Regions from separate parts of the Mus musculus genome. Here regions 2 and 3 are each linked to region 1. A link is a loop called in an ENCODE intact Hi-C map of the cell type or tissue named here. Cell type or tissue: heart. All regions are shown on one strand. Each heading gives the region's core, and the rest is flanking DNA. Links, peaks and the distances in the headings are about the cores only.

What was found. A loop is a pair of places that touch in the nucleus more often than their neighbours do. Peaks named below come from ENCODE experiments on the same cell type or tissue, not always from the same donor. Only the 100,000 strongest peaks of a DNase experiment are listed, where the experiment ranks them.
Region 2: a loop joins it to region 1, with 2.4 times the contacts of the local background. A loop is called at or near these places in 6 of 42 quality-filtered maps.
Region 3: it touches region 1 in a loop (4-fold over the local background); 6 of 42 quality-filtered maps call a loop at or near these places.

What each region holds. Positions count from the first base shown.
Region 1 is chr1:36,365,347-36,373,094 of GRCm38, forward strand. Kansl3 (KAT8 regulatory NSL complex subunit 3) reads right to left here and starts at 3,835. Exons shown (of 22, transcript NM_001310513.1): 1 at 3,759-3,835; 2 at 2,423-2,688; 3 at 136-306. The coding sequence starts at 2,637. Fer1l5 (fer-1-like 5 (C. elegans)) reads left to right here and starts at 6,844. Exons shown (of 53, transcript NM_001277076.2): 1 at 6,844-7,029. The coding sequence starts at 6,945. In heart, for the core only: no CTCF peak of the experiment used is centred there; DNase peaks (open chromatin) are centred at 2,875 and 3,795; H3K4me3 peaks cover 2,314 bases; H3K27ac peaks cover 1,417 bases.
Region 2 is chr1:36,488,128-36,495,875 of GRCm38, forward strand. The region is part of intron 1 of Cnnm4 (cyclin M4); the gene reads left to right. Among named protein-coding and RNA genes, the nearest start is that of Cnnm3, 20 kb to the right of the region's middle. In heart, for the core only: a CTCF peak has its summit at 4,494 (motif pointing left); a DNase peak (open chromatin) is centred at 4,504; H3K4me3 peaks cover 339 bases; H3K27ac peaks cover 742 bases.
Region 3 is chr1:36,436,888-36,444,635 of GRCm38, forward strand. Lman2l (lectin, mannose-binding 2-like) reads right to left here. Exons shown (of 8, transcript NM_001013374.2): 2 at 6,604-6,722; 3 at 2,722-2,839; 4 at 1,863-1,945. Among named protein-coding and RNA genes, the nearest start is that of Lman2l, 4.5 kb to the right of the region's middle. In heart, for the core only: no CTCF peak of the experiment used is centred there; a DNase peak (open chromatin) is centred at 4,354.

The sequences.
Region 1 (7,748 bases), core at 1,685-6,684:
CGGAGACATCCCCACTGCATGGCCGTAAGCGAAATGAGATGAGCTCTAGTCAACATTTCAATGACAATGATACTACAGAATTACCAAGTACTAACATTAGCTGCAAACTGGCCAATCTATCCCGGACTGGCCTACCTGTTGACATGTTCTTCCCAGTCTTCTGGCGGAGGAGGAGCATCTGCATCTGTCCTGGCGAAGATCACGTGCCGTTCACACTCGTTCATCACACTTCTTGCCTTCTGATTGTCATAAAGTGGAACAGGAGTTGCCGTGACCGTCTCCACATCTATTGGAACGTCTGACTCACTGTAAACAGGTGAGGAAATAGGACCAAGCCACACACACTTCACACAACACAGATGCTTAACCATCAGCTGGTTGCCAAGGTTTAAGACATGTCTAATAAACATGATTAGCTTTAAATGATTTTCATATCCACAGTCATTACATCCTCTCATCTAGCTCTCTCCTCTCCCTGCTGTGTGCCTGGGAAAGGCAAGGTCATTACACTTTCTGTGGCTTTGTTTTTTTTGTTTTTTTTTTGTTTTTTTCTTAAAGTTTCATCCTGGCCTGGAACTATGTTGCCCAGGCTAGCCTTGAACTCAGCCGTTACAGTTTAAGATTTTAAATGCATATATGTGGGTATGCACATGTGAGCTCCAGTGTCCACAGAGGCCAGAGACATCTGACATGGGTGCTGTGAGCTGGATTTGGGTCCTCTACAGGAGCAGTGTATGATCTTAACTGCTGACACATCTCTCTCCAGCTCCTAGCCTTAACCTCTTGACTCTGCTCTTGCCTCAGCCTCACCAAGTGCTGGGATGATAGGCATGAGCTACCACACTTGGCTCCAAAGTCTTTTAAAAATGCAGCTATATAAAAATAAAACAATTTAAAAATTCAGTTCCTAAGGGCTGGAAAGATGGCTCAGCAGTTAAGAGCATTTGATGCTCTTGCAGAAGACCCAAGTTTGATTCCTAGCACCCACGTGGGGTGGGTGACACAACTGTCTAATTCTAGCTCCAGGGAGATCTGATGCCTCTAACCTCTGAGGACACTGGTATTCGATGAACATACCACACTCATAAACACAATTAAAAATAAAATAAATTTTCCAATACAGTAATTTGGTTCCTAAATCACTGATTCTCATCAAAAATAAAAGAGTCATTAAGATACAAACACAAAGCAGGAAGTTTTATATAGTTAAAAAAAAAAAATTCAAATTCTACTTAAAGGCGGTTTTCAGTTATCCCCAGGCCAGAAGGATCAGGATTATGCTAGAATGTTCCCCTAAAGTCACGGCTCATGGACGATGAGGAAACTGAAAGCCAAAAACCTGTTACTATCATTAGGAAAGAAAAACTCCTCTGAGCTGGGAGGTATTACAGGTCTGCACTTGGGAGGCTGAAGCAGACAGATCTGTGAGCCAGCCTGATCTACATAGAGAGTGCCAGGATGGCCAGGGCTACATAGAGAAACCCTATCTTAAATAAGCAAACTATTACTCTAAGCCACAGCAATGACTGCAATCGGAACGTAGGGAGGCTGCCAACCTGAACTACACAGCAAGCTCAAAGCCAGCCAGGGGTACACAGTAAGACCCAAGTGATGGAGGTAACACAGATCTATAATCCGAGCACCTGAGAGGTGCAGGCAGGAAGATCAGAGTTCATACTACTTACTGTCTGGAGAGAGAGAGAGGGGTGTGTGTGTGTGTGTGTGTGTGTGTGTATAGAACCCAAATACAAGATCTCAACTCCCACCAAAACAAAACAAAAATAACCTGTGCTTGAGGAAAGATTAAACATGAAGTCAAAACAAACACAAAATCTCCTATCTTAAAATTTGTAATGATCAGAAAAAGAGTGTCTCAACAAATCCTGATACGAGTGAAGTCAGAAGGTTCAAAATTAATTAGTTAGGTCAAATATAATCAAATCATTTATCAGAGAGTACATTTTTGAAATGTTCTTGCCCCCTGACATAGGGTGGCTGGAAAGATAAAGAGACTTACTTAGGAAGGGTTTAGATTAACCCACAGGTGGCTTTTTGTAAGGAGGTAAGAATTGAAAGCAATGTTTTGGGAACTGTCTCCCAATCTGTGCACTGAAGCCAGAGACTCAATGATAGATTGTAGCCACTGCCAAACAAACTAGATGCTGCAGTAAAGGGAAGAAGGAATTATCTAGTTACTGGGAACTAAGCAAGCTAGGCTGTTTTCCTTTGCGCATCTCCCTTTCCTAACTCATGTTTGGCAATGTCTGTGTAGGTGTCCAACTTTGCCCTGCCGTTCTGATGCTGCTCATCCAAGCTCTCCATTCACCCTGCAGCCCCAATCACTCCTAAGAACATCTAAGCCCCGCCACGCATCACTTCCTTAAGAAGGAAACCCAAACTCACATGGTATTCTCAAACTCACATAGTATTCTCCTGCTGCCGACGGGGGGTTACAAAGAGCATGCGGGTGGGGCGGGCACTACTGGCATCTGGGTGGGCACTCCACGGTTTTGCATAGCTATGATCCAGGAAAACGAGGTCCAGTTCCCGCTCATGCACTGAAAGCTGGAAGAGCAGGGAGGTACCCATCCGCCGAGCTGAAGTCTGGAAGTCCCTCTCCCCACCCCGGTGGGCCATGTCAGTAGTCAAGCAGCCAAGTCAGGGTGTGAATATCTGCATGCTAGTCACCTGCAGTGAAAGGGGGCTTGTGAATTCAATAGCTTCCATTTCTCCCAACTTTCACTATCAAAACATGTCTTTATGCTCAGCATTCGATCTTTGATTATGCACATCTATGTGTCCTCCCACACCGCCACCAAACAGAACGGTGCCATACACAATTTTATAACTGTAAACTGACAAGACTCCACAGTTCACAAAAACATGACCTTTGCAATTGCCAAGGCGTGGTGACGCACGCCTTTAATCCCAGCACTGGGGAGGCGGAAGCAGACGGATCTCCGGGAGTTCAAGGGCAGCCTAGTCTACAGAGTGGGTTCCAGGACAGCCAGAGCAATATATTGAGATCCCATCTCAAAAACAAAAACCTAAATTTGCTGGGCAATTTTCTTCCTGGGTGGTAAAGGTTTTTGCAAACCAGAGGGATCACAAACATGAATTCATCAAAAGCTAAAGGTCCCTACTTTTCGTCCCCTAAACAGGACGTGGGCAGGGCTGGTCTGCTCGGGTGGCCCCAGCACAACAGGCGGGCACCGCGGGCCTCCAAGCTTCATTGCTTTGGGCTGAGGTCAAGGGGACTCTCCTAGGGTCACGCTCCACCAAAGGTTTGCATCAACCTCATGGTACTCCGGAGTTTTGGGAAGAGAAAAACTAGAGCCCGCCCTCAGCCCGGCCGGGCCCTCAGAAGGCCTCTCCTCCTTCGCCCTCCCTCGGCGAGGCGCCCAGCAAACGGCCCGCTCCTCTGAGAGGTTCCCGCCACGGAACCGCAGAACCTCAAAACGGCCCACCCGGGCGGCGGCCCCGGAGCCCGGACGACTCGGCCAAGGTCATCCCGAGTTCCCGGCGAGGAGGAGCCGCCCGGCCCCACCTCCCCTCCCGGGGCCCTCCTCGGCCTCGCGCCTCGGCCGCCCCAGCGCCGCGTCTGCCTCCCGCGCCCCGCCCGGCCGGCCCGGCCTGGCCCGCGGCTTCAGCCCCCGACCCCTCATGCCCGCGGAGCCCCGAGGGCTTCTCCGAGCCCGCCGCCCAACGCCTGGAACCCCACGGGCCACCACCCGCGCCGGGGCAAAACCGCGTCTCACCCGCAGTTGTCGGCCGCGCGCTCGCCCGAGCCGGACCCCAATGCGCGTGCGCCTTACCTCCCGGCGCCTTGGGCTCTGAGGAAAACGCGGAAGCAGATCGCTCTCCCGGAACCGCGCGGCGGCGAGCGGCAAAGCCCGGAGCGGATCCGCGCCCGGGACCTGGCTAACCTGTGGGGAACGCGGAAAGCGCGCGCGACTCCCGGGGCAGAGACGTTCTCCCTCTGCGTTTTCTGTGGGAAAAGTGAGGACAAAGAGCAAGATAGTTCAGACCACCCCAGCGCTCGGTGTCCCCTTCCCTGTTACAGAGCTGGGTTCAATTTGCAGTGTGCGGGTGGGGTTTATTTCAGCCCATCGGGGTTTATAATCCTAGCACTCTCTGGAGGCTGAGACAGGAGGATCGAGGTGAGTTCCAGAACAACCTGAGCTACACCATGACACCCTGTCTCAAGACCTCAAAGCAAACCAGAGAGATGGGGAGATGAAGAGAGGGAGGGAAAGCTTTGCAGAATGTTGGGATACAATTCTAGGGCTCTGCGGAGTTTAATAAGAAACTGGTACAGCTCAGACTAGGATGAGGTGGAAGATGAGGCAGAGGACAGATGTAAGGTTCAATTTTTTTTTCCCCCAGGTTTTTTTAATTAGGTATTTAAAAGGATCTTTACCAATCCTAAATCAGATAGGGGACTAATATCCAATATATATAAAGAACTCAAAAACATGGACTAAAGAAAACCAAATAACCCCATTAAAAATGGGGCTCAGAGCTAAACAAAGAATTCTCAACTGAGGAATACCAAATGGCTGAGAAGCACCTGAAAAAATGTTCAACATCCTTAATCATCAGGGAAATGCAAATCAAAACAACCCTGAGATTCCACCTCACACCATCAGAATGGCTAAGATTAAAAATTCAGGTGACAGCAGATACTTGCAAGGATGTGGAGAAAGAGGAACACTCCTCCATTGCTGGTGGGATTGCAAGCTTGTACAACCACTCTGGAAATCAGTCTGGTGGTTCCTCAGAAAATTGGACATAGTACTACCAGAGAATCCAGCAATACCTCTCCTGGGCATGTATCCAGATGTTCCAACTGGTAATAAGAACACATGCTCCACTATGTTCATAGCAGCCTTATTTATAATAGCCAGAAGTTGGAAAGAACCCGGATGTCCCTCAACAGAGGAATGGATACAGAAAATGTGGTACATTTACACAGTGGAGTACTACTCAGCTATTAAAAACAATGAATTTAAGGTTCGACTTTTAACTGCTTGGCTCAGCCTTTTTCTCAACTTTGAAATGTGCAAATGCCTAAACCCTGATTCACCAGGTTGCCAGGGGAATGCAGTCAATTATTTCTGCCACCTGTCAAGAGCTCCATTGATTTCTTGATGGCAATTACTATGAGCGACCCCCACCTCCCGGTCTTAGAACTCAGTGTTATTGGTTGTTTTTTCATTTATGGAGGGGATGGAGAGACAGGGTCCCATGTATCTCAGGCTAGGCTCATTCTAGCTATGCAGCCAGGGAAGACCTTGAATTTGGTTGATGGTTTGGTTCGATTTGGGTTTTGATTTTGTTTGGTTGGTTGTTTTTGTTTTGTTTTTGTTTTTGTTTTGTGTTTTGAGACAGAGTTTCTCTATGGAGCCCTGCTGTCCTGGAACAAGCTCTGTTGGCCAGGCTAGCCTCAAACACAGAGATCCGTCTTCTGCGCATGCCCACCACTTCCTGGTTGCCCTTGAACTTCTGACTCTTCTGCCCCTCTTCTTTTCAAGTGTCCGGATTATAGGCCTGCACCACCATAGAACACTGTTTTAAACACTCAGTTGCCATCCCATTTAGGCTTAAATAAGGTAGAGGGGTCGGGAAAATTAAGCTACAAAATGTTTCTAAGTGTACAACGACTGAAAATTAATTCAAGGGGTGTAACTGGCAGTTCATGACTCACATCCACAATGTCACTGCAGCCTTGGTTCTGAGCACACAACATGCACTTTCGCACGGCTCGTGCCATTTAGCTAGCTAGAGTGCCAACAAATCTTTCGAAACCCCTTGGCTCAGATTTTAGACTACTGTATGTTATCAATTGCAGTGTTTTTGCTGTAGACACAAAGTTTTCTGCTCTTACAGAAACCTGATAGTTTTATTACAAAAACAAAGGCTCTTAATATTTTCCTATCTTTCAGCATGTGTCAAAGTAGCATTTCTTTGGATTGTGACAGAATGCCTAGTCTTAGAAATTGCATTTTGAATGGCTGACTTGGGCTTCCTAAAACAATCGTTAAGTGAATTTTAGCTTGGTATCAGGGCATACTGCCCAATCATTTCTGAGAACACTTCTGCCATTTTATAGCCTGTCTTTATATGAAGTAGCTTTCTTAGCATTAATTACTATAAAATCAAACTACCTATCCCCTCAGAGGCAGAAGGATTAGGAATTCAAGAACAGCCTCAGCTATACAACAGTAAGTCAGAGCCAACCTGGGCTATGTGAAACCCTGTCCCCCAAATTAAAAAAAAAAAAAATCAAAGGAAAAAAGAGGCCAAATGTTTTACTTTTCCATTAGAAAGACCTCCCCTTGGGTTAGAGATGGTTCAGGGGTTAAGAGAACTGACTGTTCTTCCAGAGGTCCTAAGTTCAATTCCCAGCAACCACATGGTGGCTCACAGCCATTTGTAATGGGATCCGATGCCCTCTGCTGGTGTGTCTGAAGACAGCCACAGTGTACTCATATACATAAAATAAATAAATCTTAAAAAGAAAAAAGAAAGCCCTCCCCCTCCCGTGAGGCATCATGGATTTTCCTGTATATAGATCTTGATGGTCTCACTTCTTGTATTTTCTCATCTAAATTGCATGATTTTGCCAGTAATTCATTCCAGACAGAAGAGAATTCTGTGCCTGACTTTGAACTCAAAAGGTCAGTAACAGAAGAAAAGGAAGGAGGAGTCCTCAAAGCAGGGAGGTCGATTGTCTGTGTGGGCCTCAAGCCACTTGTCTTATCTACACTCTGTCATGCGTCCTTCACCTCCCAGAGATTCTCTTTGGAACCAAGAACCTCTTATCTCTGTGATGTTCCTCTTGTTGCTAAGCTCCACTCACCCTGTGAACCTGGGACGGAGGAGCTCCAAGGAGCAAGAGGTGGCCCTGTGCAGGGAAGGAGGAGCGGGAACAAGCGTCCAAGATGCTGAGGGTTGTTGTGGAGTCCGCTTCGATTAACCCTCCCCTCAGCACCACACCCAAAGCTTTCGTAACTGTCTACTTCAGAGGTGAGAACCCAGTTCCAAAAGGCTACCTGTTCGGCATCAAAAGGTCAATTCCACTACATGAATGATGTCCTGGGGAGATTGTTTGTTTCAAAACCCGTTACCAAGCACCTAGCATCTTGGGAATGAGAAAATCAAGTCCACTGAAACAAAGGCAGTGTTGCTGGCCCTCTGTATCTGTGGACCCTGCATCTGGGAACTCAGAGTCAAAAATACTTAAGGGCAGGCAAGATGACTCATTGAATAAAGCAAATATCATTCCTACACTCCATTGGCCAAAATGAATCACAGTCCCACATGGCTTTGAGACTCAGGATACTATGTGCTAGGAAAGAAAGGGAAATAAAAATAGAGTTGCCTGCTATGTAAGTGTAGGGGGCCTTGGTCCAGTCCACATGTGCTCTTTGGTTGGTTAGTTCAGTCTCTGTGAGCCATCTGGGCCCAGGTACTTGACTCTGTAGGTTCTCTTGTGGTGTCCTTGACCTGTTCTCTCCCTCAATCCTTCCCCAACTCTTCTACAACATTCCCCAAGCTCCTTCTAATGCTTGGCTTTAGGTCTCTTTGTCTGTTTCTGTCAGCTTCTGGATGAAGCCTCTCAGAAGATAGTTGTGCTAGGCTCCTATATGCAAGCATAGCAGAGGAGCATTAATAGTTCCAGGGGTTGGCTCTCTCCCATGGCACGGGTCTCAAGTTAAGCCAGGCATTGGTAGGGCATTCCCTCA
Region 2 (7,748 bases), core at 1,801-6,800, 120 kb after region 1:
ATAGATGGTCATGAACCACCATGAGGTTGGTGGGAATCGAACTCAGTACGTCTGGAAGTTCAGACAGTGCTCATACCCCCTGAGCCATCTCAGCAGCTATAGCCCATGGCCTTACTAGTCATGTTCCCTCCGAACCTGCCATTGCCTTCCAGGAGGCACAGAACCTTCAGTCTCTGTCTGCTTGGTGAGTATTTGTCTGGCTTGAAGTGCAGGGCACCCTATGTGCTCCCTCTCAGGGGCTGGAGGGGAGTAGAATGTACGTACACCCCCATGAGCAGGCAGATCTGCACAGGCCCCACAGTTGGGCTATGTGCAAACAAAAGAGAAATTTACTTATTTTGGACTGGGATCTAAGTGTAAACAGAACCGGTACTGACAGGTTTCAGGTAGGCCTGGCCCTGCAGTCTGTGCTCTATGCTGTCTCCAGGAACCCCTGTCACCACCTGGGTCCCGTCTTTGTTTTTGGCATGTGGGTCACAGTGGCCACTCAATCGCTCCCTCTGAAGGTTGTCATCAGCCAACGCTTCTGTCTTTTTCTTTACTCTGTTGGTTTTTCCTTCGTCATTTATGACCTTTAAAAAACAAAAAACCTGGGGCTGGAGAGACGGCTCAGCAGTTAAGAGTCCTTGCTCTTGCATAGGACCTGGGTTTGGATCGGAGCACCTACAGGATGGTCCACAACTGCCTGTAATTCCAGCTCACTGGATCTGACGCCCTCTCCTGGGATTAAAGGGCACTGGATGCACGCAGTACATGGACATGCACACAGGTACATGTACAGATATGAGTGCAAACAGAACACCCACACACATAAAATAAAAATCAAAGTCGGGCATGGTGGCGCACACCTTTAATCTCAGCACTTGGGAGGCAGAGGCAGGCGGATTTCTGAGTTCGAGGCCAGCCTGGTCTACAGAGTGAGTTCCAGGACAGCCAGGGCTATACAGAGAAACCCTGTCTTGAAAAACAAAACAAAAACAAAAACAAAATCAATAAGTATCTTTTAAGATTAAAATACATAGTCTGGCATGGTGGCTCACTTAATCCCAGCACTCAGGAAGCAGAGGTGAGTTCCAGGCTAGCCTAGTCTACAAGCAAGTTTCAGGACACCCAGAACAATACAGTAAAACCCTGTCTCAAAAAAACAAACAACAACAAAAAGATTAAAAACAAGACAGGCATCATGACACACAACTTTTTTTTTTTTAATTACTTATTTTATGTATATGAGTACACTGGTAGCTGTCTTCAGACACACCAGAAGAGGGCATCAGATCCCATTAAAGATGGTTGTGAGCTACCACATGGTTGCTGGGATTTGAACTCAGGACCTCTGGAAGGGCAGTTGATGCTCTTAACTGCTGAGCCATCTCTCCAGCCCCCAGCGACACACATCTTTAATCCTATAACTTGGGAGGTAGAGGCAGGAGGATCTCTTAAGTTCTAGGCCAGCTAAGGCTACATAATGAGACTATATCATTAATTAAATAAATGAATGAGTAAATAAATAAAAATGAACAGACTAAGTAATTATTTGACTGGATGAATAGTTAAAAGCAACGTACTTACCTACGACATGGTGTTTTCATTGGTGGTGTCTATTGAGTTGCTGGTTTCCTGAGCACCCACTGTGTTTTTAGCCTATGCTAGAGGAATGAGCCAGCATTGCTACCCTGACATTTGCTGGTCAGAGGGAAGCTGGGACTCCTGCTGAAACGGGAATGTGGCAGCCACATTAGCTTCACCATTGATGCCAGGGTTGACGAGACTAAGAACCCTCTCTCCTGGGACTCGTTTCTGAGTCAAGTAATTCATGCTTAAGCAGAAGGTTTTACTGTAGCATTATTCACTGTACAAAAGCTTGGCCATGCCTCATGGCGGCTATCCCAGGCAGGAAGGAGGTGGGTATACATCAGTAGCATACCTGGTGGCCTGAGTGGGTGCGACTCTGGGACCCTGACTCAGAAAGGGACAGGCAGTATTTCTTTTTGTATAACTTTTTTTTTTTTTTTTTTTTTTTTTTTTGAGACAGGGTGTCCCTGTTCCATCTTGGCTGGCCTGTGACTGAATCATGGAGGCCCTCCTGTGTCTGCCTTTCCAGTGCTGGGATTAAAGTGTGCCCAGCCCTGTTTACTTATGTGGAGCTGGCCTTTGTTATATTGCCTGAGTTAGTCAGGAAGAAGCTGCCTTGCTTTCTGTAGCTCTCTGAGAAACTGTCACTGTCCTATTTTACTGTAAGTGTGAGAAGGCAGACAGTAGATAAAATGCCATTTATGGCATATAACATGCCAGTATGCAATGCTGTTTCTATACAGCAAAGCCCAGTGATCACTCTGCTGTGCTGCTTCCCCTTGCTGCCCGTGTTTGCTCACTATGTCATCGAGCCTGACATCAGATTTATTCTGTAGTCTAGCCTGGGCTTGAACTTGTGGTGATCCTCCTGCCCCAGCCTCCTGAGTACTAAAATTGCAGGCATGCGCCACTACACCCAGCTTCTGTAGTGCTTCTAACTTTTATTTGTTTTGTTTTGTGCATACCGTGAATCACTGGCTCCTCCAATAAATTTAGGCCTGAGTCGTCCTTTATGGCAGCTGCAATTCTTTGTTATAAATACTGGTTGGATCTTCCTAGCTGCACCTTGTATACTCTATGAGTATTTCCTTAGTAGTCACTTCCTAGGGATGGAAGAAAGTGCTGAGTCCAAGGTCTTTGCACATTGAACATGTTAATATATGTTGCCATGTTCCTGAAGAAAACATTTCAACTCCTATCAGTAATGACCAGTTCTGTTAATGCATAGTACCCATCTGACAAATCGAAACGCCACCCCTCCTGTAGATTACTGGGTTGGGTCCCTAGCACTGCCAAAACAAAGCAGTAGACTGGTAGGTAAATTTTAACACCCAAGGTAATTTGCATTTCCTTGGATTAACTTGTATTTATTAATTTGTATTTAAAATTAAGTTTGTAGGCAGGAGAATTGCAGTGAATGTCAGGCCAGCCTAGGCTATAAAGTTTCAGTCTACCATGAGGTACAGATGGAGACCCTATATAAAAAAAAAAGGGGGGGGTAGGGTGGAGTTGACAAAGAGATGGCTCAATGGCTAAACAAACTCAACTTGTGATTTTTCTAATTGGTTTATAAAGTGATATGGACTGGCTTAGTTAACCCAATACCTCTCAGTGAATAGTCTCCTTTTGCTTTTGATTTAGATGTCAGATTTGTAATCTGATATTTCTTTCTCTCTCTCTCTCTCTCTCTCTCTCTCTCTCTCTCTCTCTCTCTCTCTCTCTCTCTCTCCGGCCGGTGTGCCAACTGGAGGTTTTATTTTGTTGGTTTTAAAAGCAAGGTCAGCTTGGTTGGCCTGAAGCTCACTGTAGCCCAGGCTGCCTCTGCCTTCTAATTGCTGGGCTTTATTTCTGAACTCTCTCACTGGTTTGCCCAGCCCAGCTGTAATCACAGTCGTCTTATTGCCAGGCATGGCAGCATGTGCCTGTGGGAGAGGCTAAGGTGAGAGGATTACATGATCCCAGGAACCCAAGAGTTTGACAGAAGCCTGGGCACCATCATGAGACCCTCATATTGAAAATATGATTTGGGCGTATGAGCTGTCTCTTGTTTTACAAGCCTGACCTACCTGAGGTAGAACCCTAGAAGCCACATAAATATGGAAAGAGAACCAACTCCACAGAGTTATCCTCCAACCTCCTGCATGTACTGTGGTATACCCTCTCCACCCCCAACATACATACACCCGTAACAATAATAAGTGACATTATTAAGGTATATACATAAAATTAATTAGATTAAATTAAGGGCTTCTTTTAGTATTCCTTTCTGTTGTGACTGACCAGTTTCTGTCTTGGCATGGGTGTCTCAGGCCAGCCCCAAGCTATGGATAAAGTGATCTCTAATGTTTGAATGGCTAAGGTGAGAGGGTTGTGAACTGAAGACCTTTCTGTGGAACCACAGATGGCTCTCAAGCTCCCATAGCCTGTGGGACAGCCTGAGCTCCTGGGCAGTTGGGTGACTGATTCTCTTGTCTCTTCTCTGGGGGAATAGGGATGTGGCCACGTCTCTCCCTCGCCTGCCCACTCACGTGGCTCCTCTCAGTGCTCAGCAACCCCACTTTTTCTTTGTTATTTATTAGGATTAATTATGATTATTTTACATAGGCTCTCACTTGGGCCCTTGTGTTTGCTTCAGTGCAAGCAGTTTACCACCTGCACCATCTCCCAGCCTCCCACTGCCTTCCTACGGCCTAGGAAACCCAGCATGACTGAGCACAGCCTACCCAGCAACTACAGCCTTGTGGTCTCCTAGCCTCTGCCAGGTCACTCGCCCAGCCTGGGAGGAGCATGGTCACCACGTAGATGAAGCTATGATAGTGGATGAATGGCCCCAGTCTTCCCAGGCTGGAAGGCAAGGAGTTTGTCCCACTCTGGCTCAGGCCTCTCCCACCCCTAAGAGCTGGGAAGGGCGGCTGCTCCTCCTGCTGGCTGAGGTCAGCACTATTAATAGCCAGCTTAATCCTGCTCAGGCCTGGGGAGAGGGAGGAAAAGGAGCCGGTTGCCAGGAAGTCAGAGTGTCCAGCCATCTGTAGGTGCAGACCGGTGACCCAAGGTGTGGTGTCCAGTCACCAAGTTAACATCCAGGACCCGTTGCGGGAACTTGGGATTTTGCCTTATTGGGTGGCCCAGTGAGGAGGTCGCCTAGGATGCCACCATCTCTGATAGTAAGATCCCTTGTCTGGTCCAGGGTTTCTTCCCAGGGGAAAAGTAGCTAGACTGATGGGGGCCTTTGGACTTTGAAACCCAGAACCCAGTAGCACATTTCCTTATAGTCTTTAATGGATTGTAAAAAAAAAAAATTTTATGGGAGGGAGGAAGACATGGCAGTTTGCTAAAATAAGTGTCGTTCAGGGTGGGGTTCTGGCCTTCTAGGGCTCTGGAGACTCCCTTTTAAAATCTGGGTGGGGGTTTGGAGCTCCTGCATACTGGGTATAAGGAAGCCTTCAGGGTTAGCTGGGACGATGTGTAAGCTTCGGGCAGAGATGACAGATGTGCCACAGCTGGGGATGGTGGCATACTTATGTAAGGCAGGAGGATGAGAAGTTTAAGGCCATCATATGCTACATAGTGAATTCAAGGTGAACTTGGCCTATATGAGACCCTGTCTCAGAAAACTGAACTAAACAAAACCAGATGCGACACGGGAAAGCTGGAAGCAAAGGGTGTCGCCGAGGGACTTGGGTTATAGGTTCTTTCTCCCTCTGCCTCCACCTTTTAACCCCTTCCGTGTGAATCAGGGCCATAGGGCAGGGGTGGGGTAGGGTGGGGTGGGGTGGGGTGGAGTGGGGGAGTGGAAACTCACTTATGGCTGGCTGGGAAGGGGAAGGTTCCTCCTGGCTAGTTCTGGGACAAAGGTCAGTAAAGGGTAGAGTGGGCAAGCTTGCCTCAAGGTAGGACCTGATACACTTAAGGACAGCCAGGATTCTAGGGTGCCTCTTTCCTGTGGTCCCTCCCACTCAACTGTCCCCTTTTCAAACAGTGCTGGTACTTAGGACATCGGGAGAAGCAGTGTTAGAATGTTTTTACAGTATTTCCTTGCATTTTGCTTTATTTCTATGTGTGAGGGCATGTGCATGCTATGATGCACATGTGCATATGTCAGAAGTTAACTTTGGCTTGCTGTCTGTTCGCTCCACCAGGTGGGTTCTCTGTATTAAACTCAAGCCTCAGGCTGGGCCACACCCTTACCCACCAAGCCATCTTGCAGACCTTAGAGTGCTGTCTTATTATTTATTTATTTTTATGTGTTTTTGTGTCTGTGTCTGTGTGTGAGCATATGCACACGCATGCAGGTACCTGTGGAGGCCAGAAAAGGATGGTAAATGTCCTAGAGTTGTAGTTTCTGGCAGTTGTGAGCCACCAGTCCTGAAAGAGCAACTCACGTGCTTAGCGCTGAGCCATCGCGATAGCCTCCACTCTCAGAGCCTCTTCTTTCTAAAGTTACTTTGTGTGTTCCTTTTGACTATAAAATTAATACAGTTAGTTATGGAAATGTGGAATGTCTGTATAAAAAAGGGAATAATGAGAAAGCCCATCCTCAGGTTACACAATATGAAACTGCTGTTTTGGGGCTAAAATTAGCCAAGTACCAGCAATTATATATGGACAACCAAATATTAGTACTTTGTTATATTTCCTCTTTGAGAAGTGAAATTTCCAGCTGTAAATGCATCATTTAAATACTCTTAATTTCTTATTTCAGCCACAGCTCAAGTTCCATTATCTAATTGAATGATCCTCAACATCAAAGTGAGGTACTTCATTAAAATGCACTCCTATGAGAGTTAGAATCCACATAAACTATAAACTAGAGTTAGCAAACTATGAACTTGGTTGTCTTGGGTGACATCCCTAGTTTTGTCCTGTCTCCTGTGCTGGGGTGGCAACTCCTCCCTGCTAGGTAAGCTGTCTAACACTGAGTGGCGTCTCCAGCTCTTCCTCTGTTTGCTTCATTTTTTTAATAAAATATCTTTGTTTAGTCTTTGAAATGTCATACATGGGTACTATGTATTTTTATCATATCCAACTTTCCAGATTTGCCTGCCTGGTCTCGTGCAAGTCTCGTGCAGGCATTCAGGGCTGGCATGAGCTCGTGAGTGTGTGGGCCATGTTATGTCCACACCAGCTCTCCTCCCCATCCTGCAGCCGTCCTTCTTCCTGCCCCATCCTTCTTTAAGCCTTGGTTGTTGATGGTGGTGGGGTGTTGTGAGCTGAGGTAGGTGTTGTGGAGCTGTTGTAGAGTGTTGTGGGCTGTGGTGGGGTATTGTGGCTATGGTGGGGTATTGTGGGCTATAGTGGGGTGTTGTTGGCTGAGGTGGGTGTTATAGGGCTATAGTGGAGTGTTGTAGGGTATTGTGGGCTATGGTTGGGTGTTGTGGGCTGTGGTGGGTGTTGCAGGGTTGTGATGGGTGATGTGGGGCTGTAGTGGGGTATTGTGTGGCTGTGGTAGAGTGTTGTGGACTGTGGTGGGGTGTTGTGGGCTGTGGTGGGGTGTTGTGGGCTATGGTGGGGTGTTGTGGGCTGAGGTGGGTGTTGTGGGGCTATTGTAGGTTGTTGTGGACTGTGGTGAGTGTTATGGGCTGTGGTGGGTGTCATGGGCTGTGGTGGGTATTGTGGGCTGTGGTGGGTGTTACAGGGTTGTAGTAGGGTGTTGTAGGATGTTGTGTGGCTGTGGTAGGGTGTTGTGGACTGTAGTGGGGTATTGTGGGCTGTGGTGGAGTGTTGTGGGCTTGGTGGAGTGTTGTGGGCTGTGGTAGGGTGTTGTGGGCTGTGGTGGAGTGTTGTGGGCTGTGGTAGATGTTTCAGGGTTGTGGTGGGTGCTGCAGGGTTGTGGTGGGGTGTTGTGTGGCTGTGGTAGGGTGTTATGGACTGTAGTAGGGTGTTGTGGTCTGTGGTGGAATGTTGTGAGCTGTGGTGGGTGTTGCGGGGTTGTGGTGGGGTGTGGTGGAGTGTTGTGTGGCTGTGGTAGGGTGTTGTGAACTGTAGTAGAGTGTTGTGGGCTGTGGTGGGTATTGTGGGGTTGTGGTAGTAGTGCCACAGTTGTCCCATTTAGGGCTGAGCAATCCTAGTCACTTTTAGCACTCTGACCAGTTAATGAATCTGTCCATTGTCTGCTGCCTACTGTAAAAAGTTTCTCTGGCTATGGCCGAGAAGCAGCACAAATCTATGGGTATAAA
Region 3 (7,748 bases), core at 1,801-6,800, 72 kb after region 1:
GACTTTCTTCTGCTCTTCAGAGTCTTACTCATAGGGCAAGGATGGTAACAGTTGCAACAAAGAGTGCTACAAGTAAATAATAAACTTGGACCAATGCCTGCACCCTTGTGTGAGTAAGCAAAGTAAACCACACCACTGAGAACATACATTTGATTTTATCCTCTGAGACAGCCCCAGTTGGTTGGGTATGGAGAAGACGACAATTTTCTACATTCTCTGGACTGAACAGAAGCTCAAAGAACTGAAATCACACATATGAAAACACCTCTCTTCTCTCAAGAAAGAAATCAATGGGCAGGAAAGCAGTGGATGGCTGGAGGTCTAGCACCACGATGGTGAGCTTCAGGACAGGGAGACCCGACAAACACTGCTACCTTGAACACCACAGCTTCTCTACTCTGTTCATTCACAGGGAAAGAGGAGTAACACTGTGAATGGCCTAACAGCCCAACTAACAACCACTGGGGCACATAGACTCACTGTGACTAGTGTGCCTAAGAGGGAAGAGAAGGAACAGAAACAGTGAAGCTCATGCGGTGCAGAGCCTGCCTGCCTTTCTATCTGAAGCTCTCTACTTCCTTATCCTCACTGTCCCCTCCCAGAATGCCTTAGTACACGCTCTCCCTCATCATGGACCACTGGCTCCTTATCTTGCAAACCTCAATGTAAATGTCTTGCTCTGGAGGAAAGCTCTGCAGCCACCACTACTGCTGTCCCTTCAAGGACAGATGGGTCTACTGTATCCTCTAAAGAGTCCCGGAGTCTCCAGCAATCTCCATTCTACAGAGCACAGAGATGATGCTGGTCTTGCATCTAGCAAGGGTTTGATGGGCCTGGAACAACAAGGAGCCGAGAGGAAATGGAAACACAGTTCTAACTGACCCACAACAGAAGGTTAGTCATCTAACCCAGGTCTCCCTTTCCAGCTCCTCTAAAGTGACCTTGGGAACTTCTGACCGTTACACCTGAGTGTGGTACACACCATAGTCACCGCCACGTTTTACATGTGTTCTTGGTACATCTTTGGGGGGAGTAAGTACTCTCCATCCCCACTCCCAACCCTGCCTTCTGAAGGGGATCCATGAACAGCTTGTCAGCAGTTCTCTACCGTCTCACAGCAGTGCCACAGAAGGATACAGTCCTGGGCCAGTATAAGCAAGTCCTGAAGAACCCTCAGAGGTACTTAATGTCTCTGCACAGTCCAGACACTAGGTTCCACCAAGATGCTTAGATCTGAGTCAGGTATGGTGGCCCCATTTGTAATCCCAGGACTCAGAAAGCTGAGGATAAAGATCTCAGGTAACTCCAGGCCAGCTTGGGTTACATAGCGAGACCTTATTATTATAAATAAGTGCAGCAGTCTCATCAACTTCTATTTACTTAACCCTTTCTTGTAAGTGATGAAAACTGCTGCCAGAGAAGATAAAGATGCTGGAAACGGAGGGCAAGTGGCAGGAGAGAGTCCACAGTGATGGTTAAAGTCTGGAGCACCCATCTTTCCTCTTGCTTTGGCCTCAATTCCAGAAGCTGCCTTATAGAAATGAATGAGAACCCTGCTGGCACTATAGGAGAGCACCTAGTGTGACTAACAGCTATTCCTTAATGACTGCTGGGATCACAGGCAGTTCCCTCCAGGAAAAGAAAGAAAAAGAGAGAGAGAGAGAGAGAAAGAGAGAGAGAGAAAGAGAGACAGAGAGACAGAGACAGAGACAGAGACAGAGAAGAGAAGAGAGCTGCCGAGGGCACTATCTTTTGAAGTCAACAATGGACCTTCCCTGTCTCTCCCGCTCTCTCCTCTGCTCTGCTCCTGGGGGAGAGCTGTGATCAGTACAGCTGCCCTAAGCTCTGACACTCGCCATTACCTCGTGCTGCTTCTCCTCATTGGGATAGGTGTCTACAAACACTCCCAGCCCCACAAATTTGTCCATGTTTCCAAACACAGGCCCTAGAGAGAGAGAACAGATGATGAACAACGACATACAGCCAAGAATGGACAAAAGGAGAGATCTTTCATGGCAGAGGACAGGGTGATATTCAAATGGCACCAGGTATTTCTGAAGATGAGCACACACACATAAAAGCACCCAGCAAAGTGTATGACCTACACCCGGGCCCATGAACAGCTGTAGAAGTTTGCTGCTAAAGGCAGGAAAAGAGGGAAGGCCACTGTAACCTTGTTTGTACTATAGTAACACCCTATTTCAAACGGGTTGCTAAGGCTCCCCTACCTACAGAATTCTGCTTCACAAACACTTGGTGACGATTATGCCCCCAAGAGAGAACTGAATTCCCAAGTTCTACTTCTTGTTGCAAGAGACCAGGTCAAATCAGGTTCAGCCTGCCATCCATTTGGAGCACCAGCTCCAACAGCAGCAAGAACAACAAGAGAAGTCTCTCTTGGCTCGTGCATGCTGAGATCGTAAGTGTGTATCAGAAGAAACTAGCACACCAGCCTCCAGTATTCAGGAGAGAGTGCATTCAGTCAGTCAGTGGCCAGGCTTCACAGGAAAACACAGGAGGAACCAACAAGCAAGGACTCATCTGAGGATGAGCTAAGTTCAGACTGCTTAGGACTCAGACCCCATTCTACAGTAGGTTAATATTCATTCACAGGCATCAAGGGAGAGGGAAAACTAGAAGGAAGGGCCCGTCCCAAAAAGAGGGCACAGGAATAAACAGGCCTGCTACACCCATGTAGAAGCAACCCAGGATCCCTAATACCTGGCTGCATTCGGTCCTTTGTGTACCAGATTGCCAAGCCGTCTCCGTGCAGATTCTTCTTCCCTTGGCCGTGAATCTTGAAGTGCACCTGCAGTTCCCAGTCTTTCAGGAAACATGGCTAAGGTGAGGAAGACAACGGCGTAAGACAGGAGCATGAAACCAGGCACCCATAAAGCCCTCACAAGCCATCTACAGACTCGGAAAACAGCTTTGCTAACAGACTACAAGTTAAAATGAAATATAAGACTTGGAAAGTACTTCTGTCAAAAAACTAAACAGACAGGCTGGAGAGATGGCTCAGCGGTTAAGAGCACTGACTGCTCTTCCAGAAGTCCTGAGTTTAATTCCCAGCAACCACATGGTGGCTCACAACTATCTGTAATGGGATCCAATGCCCTCTATTGGTGTATCTGAAGACAGCTACAATGTACTCATATAAATAAACAAATCTTTAAAACAACAACAACAAAAACCTAAATAGACTGTTTAAGGAACTCTGTATAAGAGACGGACAAACCACGTGGCTATCTTCACATCTTCCAGCAGAAACAGGAGAGTACACTAAAGCTGGAAAAGTCACAGAAATTTGCCATGATCCTCCATCTACCTAGAAGCGCAACTGGATAAAGAAGATTGACTTAATACTTGTTTACAACTTAAAATTATTCTTCTGAGGGCTGGAAAGATGGCTCAACAGTTAAGAGCACTGACTGCTCTTCCAAAGGTCCTGAGTTCAAATCCCAGCAACCACATGGTGGCTCACAACCATCCGTAATGAGATCTGACGACCTCTTCTAGCTGTCTGAAGACAGCTACAGAGTACTTACATATAATAAATGGATAAATAAATAAATAAAGTTTTAAAAAAGTTATTCTTCTAACAAAAAGACTCTAAAAAGTGGGGCTTCCAAGAAAAGTCAAAACCTCATTCACTTAAAAAAATAAAAAATAAAAAAAAGCTAAGTCCCACACAGAGGTTTCCAGGGATAATTAGAAGATGTTATTGAAGAGCTCTAATTAGCTAAAGCTGGAATTCAGCCAAGCTGAGGGGCAAGCCTGAGTTCCCAAGAGAACAGATAGTAGAGTTAAGTTACCGTCCCCCAAACCTTTGTGCCCATGGCTAGGAAGCATAAATGTGCCAGAGGCAGATGCTATCTCCTTCTGAGTTTTGTAATTGTGTGCCAAAACCTCATAAAAAGGGAGGCGGGGGCCGGGAGTGGAGGCGCACGCCTTCAGTCCCAGCACTCGGGAGGCAGAGGCAGGTGGATTTCTGAGTTCGAGGCCAGCCTGGTCTACAAAGTGAGTTCCAGGACAGCCAAGGCTACACAGAGAAACCCTGTCTCGAAAAACAAAAAAACAAAACCAAAAAAAAAAACAACAACAAAAGAAAGAAAGAAAGAAAGAAAGAAAGAAAGGAAGGAAGGAAGGAAGGAAGGAAGGAAGAAAGAAAGGGATGCGGGGTGAGGCTGGCTAAGTGCGAGACACAGCTGTCATGTCTCCAGGAGAAACCAGGTTGAGTGCAGTATTTGGTCTCGGGAGACTTCTAGTTAAAATCTGCTGTGAAGAAAGAAGGGAAGGGTTCAGCTGGGTTTGGCTGGGTTCTGCCAAAGGCTTTCCAAGTAGATTGTTCTGGGCCTTGAGCAACACAGTGCTTCATCATGTTCGGTTTTTCGTTTTTAATTTCTGGGCCATCATCCAAAAGAACTAGTGTTAGGAGTACAGAGCCACAGTGAGGGGGTGGATGCGTTCCTACTCTGCAGGGAGCCCTGGTGTCTCCAACAATCTGCTCTATTCTGTCTTCTCTGTTGAGTTATCTCTCTGCTGTGACATTTAGCTTTCAGGACAAGCAGAAAGCTGTCCTGTAGCCAGCAGGTAGTACAATGGCCCTGCAAAAAGGGCAGGACCAGAGAAGCCCACGATGAATAAGCAGGTAGCTGTAGCTAATTCTTGGCCTTGGGTATCACAATGCAGTTTTGATCATGGTGATTTTTAAGAGTGGCTCTGAAACTTCGATGCATGTTTGAAATCCCAGTAGCTGAATCGGTGGGGATGGCTCACGTGTTTAATATCAGCACTAGGGAGGCAGGGGCAGGCAGATCTCTAAATTTAAGGCCAGCCTGGTCTCTACAGAACGAGTTCTAGGACAGCCATGGCTACAGGAAGAAAGCCTGTTGCAAAAGAACCAAGAACAAAAAAAAGAAAGGAAAATATGATGACCAAATTGCTCCCAAGAAAGAAAGAAAGAGAAAGAAAGGAAAAGAAAAGAGGAAACCCAATGACCAAATTGTGCCCTACTCTAATTAAATCAACATCCTGGGGTAGAACCCACACATTAGCTCTAGTGGACAGTCACACCTGAGAGCCACTTGCTCAAACTATGTATCTTAAAATAGTTCCTTGGTTCATTCTGTTGAGAATATAGGTGCCAGAGACTCTTATATTAAGGTATTAAGCCTTGTATAATTCAATAACCCACAAGAACCCATCGGTGAAACTGAGAGCAGGTCTGAGAACAGCCTCTATTTCCATACCCACCGTAGCAAACTTTACACAAAGTCTTTTCATGCCCACTGTCTGGCTATATTCTGACAACTCAGATGGGTAAGTCAGTCAAGCAGGTATTACAGGAGATCTGCCCAGGGCTCTTCAAGCTGAACTTAGATCGGTGCATCAACTGATTCTTACATCTTCTACCACGACCCACACGGGGCTCAGTACTACAGCCTAGGTTTCGAGGTCGGCCTGTGTAGATGGCTCCCGCCCCTCTGCTCCTTTACAACACGTGGATAGAAACAGTTCTCTCCTATGAGATCCGCTTGGAGCATCTACAGCTAATGAGAAAAACCATGAAGGTGTAAGGAGTCCAAACACCAAGGATGCCAAAGTCATCCCTGACGGTGACCTGGCTGTGCACGGCCACAGCGCAGCAGCCCCAGGTGCTCTCTCCTGCCACCACACCTCCAGGAAAAAGAGGTAGCTAGAGGGGGTCCAGAGGACAAGCAAAATGTCTATAATGGCTCAAAGTGACTTTCATACTGAAGCAGAAACAAACTCTTGACTGACACAGAGAGGCCACTAGGATTACGTCTGGGATAAACACACTTCTGGGAGTTTTGTTATATTTACATAAGTATCAAGCAACACTGCCCCACATGTTGCCCAGGCTGCGACTCAATTTCTGGGCTTAACTGGTTCCTCTACCTTACTCCCTCCCCCCAAGTAATTTGAACTACAGATACACAGCACCATATCCAGAGTACAGAGGTTGAGGCAGAAGGATCTTAGGTTTGGGGGTAGCCTGGGCTAGTATCAGGTTCAAGGACAACCTGGGTTACATGCTAAAGAAACAAACATACAATAACAGCAAAAAGCCAAAAGTTTTCTGTTTAACAAAGTAATTAAATAAGACTTAAGCTACTAAATCCCAAAGTGTGGTATGTCAGGTTACAGAGAAAATGAATTGCTCTAAGTTAGTGAGAAAATGAGTTATTTGTTCTAACAGGGCAATAGAGAAATATCTGACTCCTGTATTATGAAGTTCACCATTATCTATAAACTAAAGACTTTTAGTTTCTTTTTAATGATGTATTTATTTTTAACTTTATGTGCATTGGTGTTCTGCCTGCATGTGTGTTGTGTGAGGGAGCTGAATGCCTGAGTTATAGACAGTTGTGAACTGCCATGTGGGTACTGGGAATTGAACTCAGGTCCTCTGGAAGAGCAGACAGTGCTCTTAACTACTGAGCCATCTCTCCAGCTCTCTAAAGACTTTTACTATCTTTAGAAGATGAACACTGGGAAAAGACAGTACAACGAAGTCATGTCAAAGTCACTCTGAGCATTTTTAGGACACTGAGGGTCCTAACACAGGAAGCCTCTTACCACCCGGTTCCACAAGGCACCCTGTTTACTTTGCATATCTGGAGTGAGGCGGATGTACTGTGTCATCACCATGGCGTTGCCCATCAGGTTCCATAGCGAAGAACTGCTTGTTCCCACACCTATGGGGAGGGGAGAATCAGCCCATAGTCTTCATCAATTGGTTCACAAAGCCAGATCCTACAAAGACTGGAGCCATTATTTTTCCTTTAGTATTATTAATGAATACATGAATTAATGTTTTTCTTTTTCTTTTTGAATGTGAGTCTCAATATTCTGTCTCAGGCTCCTGGACCACAGGTACCTGACATCTCACCAAACTTCCTTCAGCTAAATTCTTCAGCTGAAGAATCCAACCCACCACAGAGCTGTCATTTACACATGGCACAGTAACAGTAGTTGAGATCTGTATGTGTGGGTGAACTTTAGCACTATGAAAGGACAAAAATTTTGTCATTTATATTAAAAGAGATATATTCTCAAAAGCCTATGAGCTTAAACATATTCTTTTAAAATCAATCTTTCAGGCCGGGCAGTGATGGCACACACCTTTAATCCCAGCATTTGGGAGGCAGAGGCAAGCGGATTTCTGAGTTCGAGGCCAGCCTGGTCTACAGAGTGAGTTCCAGGACAGCCAAGGCTACACAGAGAAACCCTGTCTCGAAAAACAAAATAAATAAATAAATAAATAAATAAATAAAATTTAAAAAATAAAATAAAATCAATCTTTCAAGTGTAGCTGATTATCCCCAAATCCCTTAGACTAAGTATAAGTACCCCCAGGGTGAAAAACCAGACTAACCCATAGTATCAGCAGGGACCAACACTAAGGAGGTACTACAACCAACCAGTAAAATAATGACATCTTAGTAACAGAAATGACATCTTAGTAACAAAAATTCAAACTGCTTTCTGCAGTTTAAATTTGTGTTTCCTGCACCCCCTATCCACAGCTCTGCGAGAAAAACAAACTTGTATTAAGCTCTAACAGCATTAATTTCTCTTCTTTGTAGACACCTGTGTCAATTTTCTGACACTGAGCTGTGCTTAGAGATCTAGAAATCCCTGAAGAGAGCAATGCTAACCAGCCTCTTTCATCATCAGGGCTCGCGGCCTGGGAAGGAAGGAGCAGGTGTTCTAACCAGCAA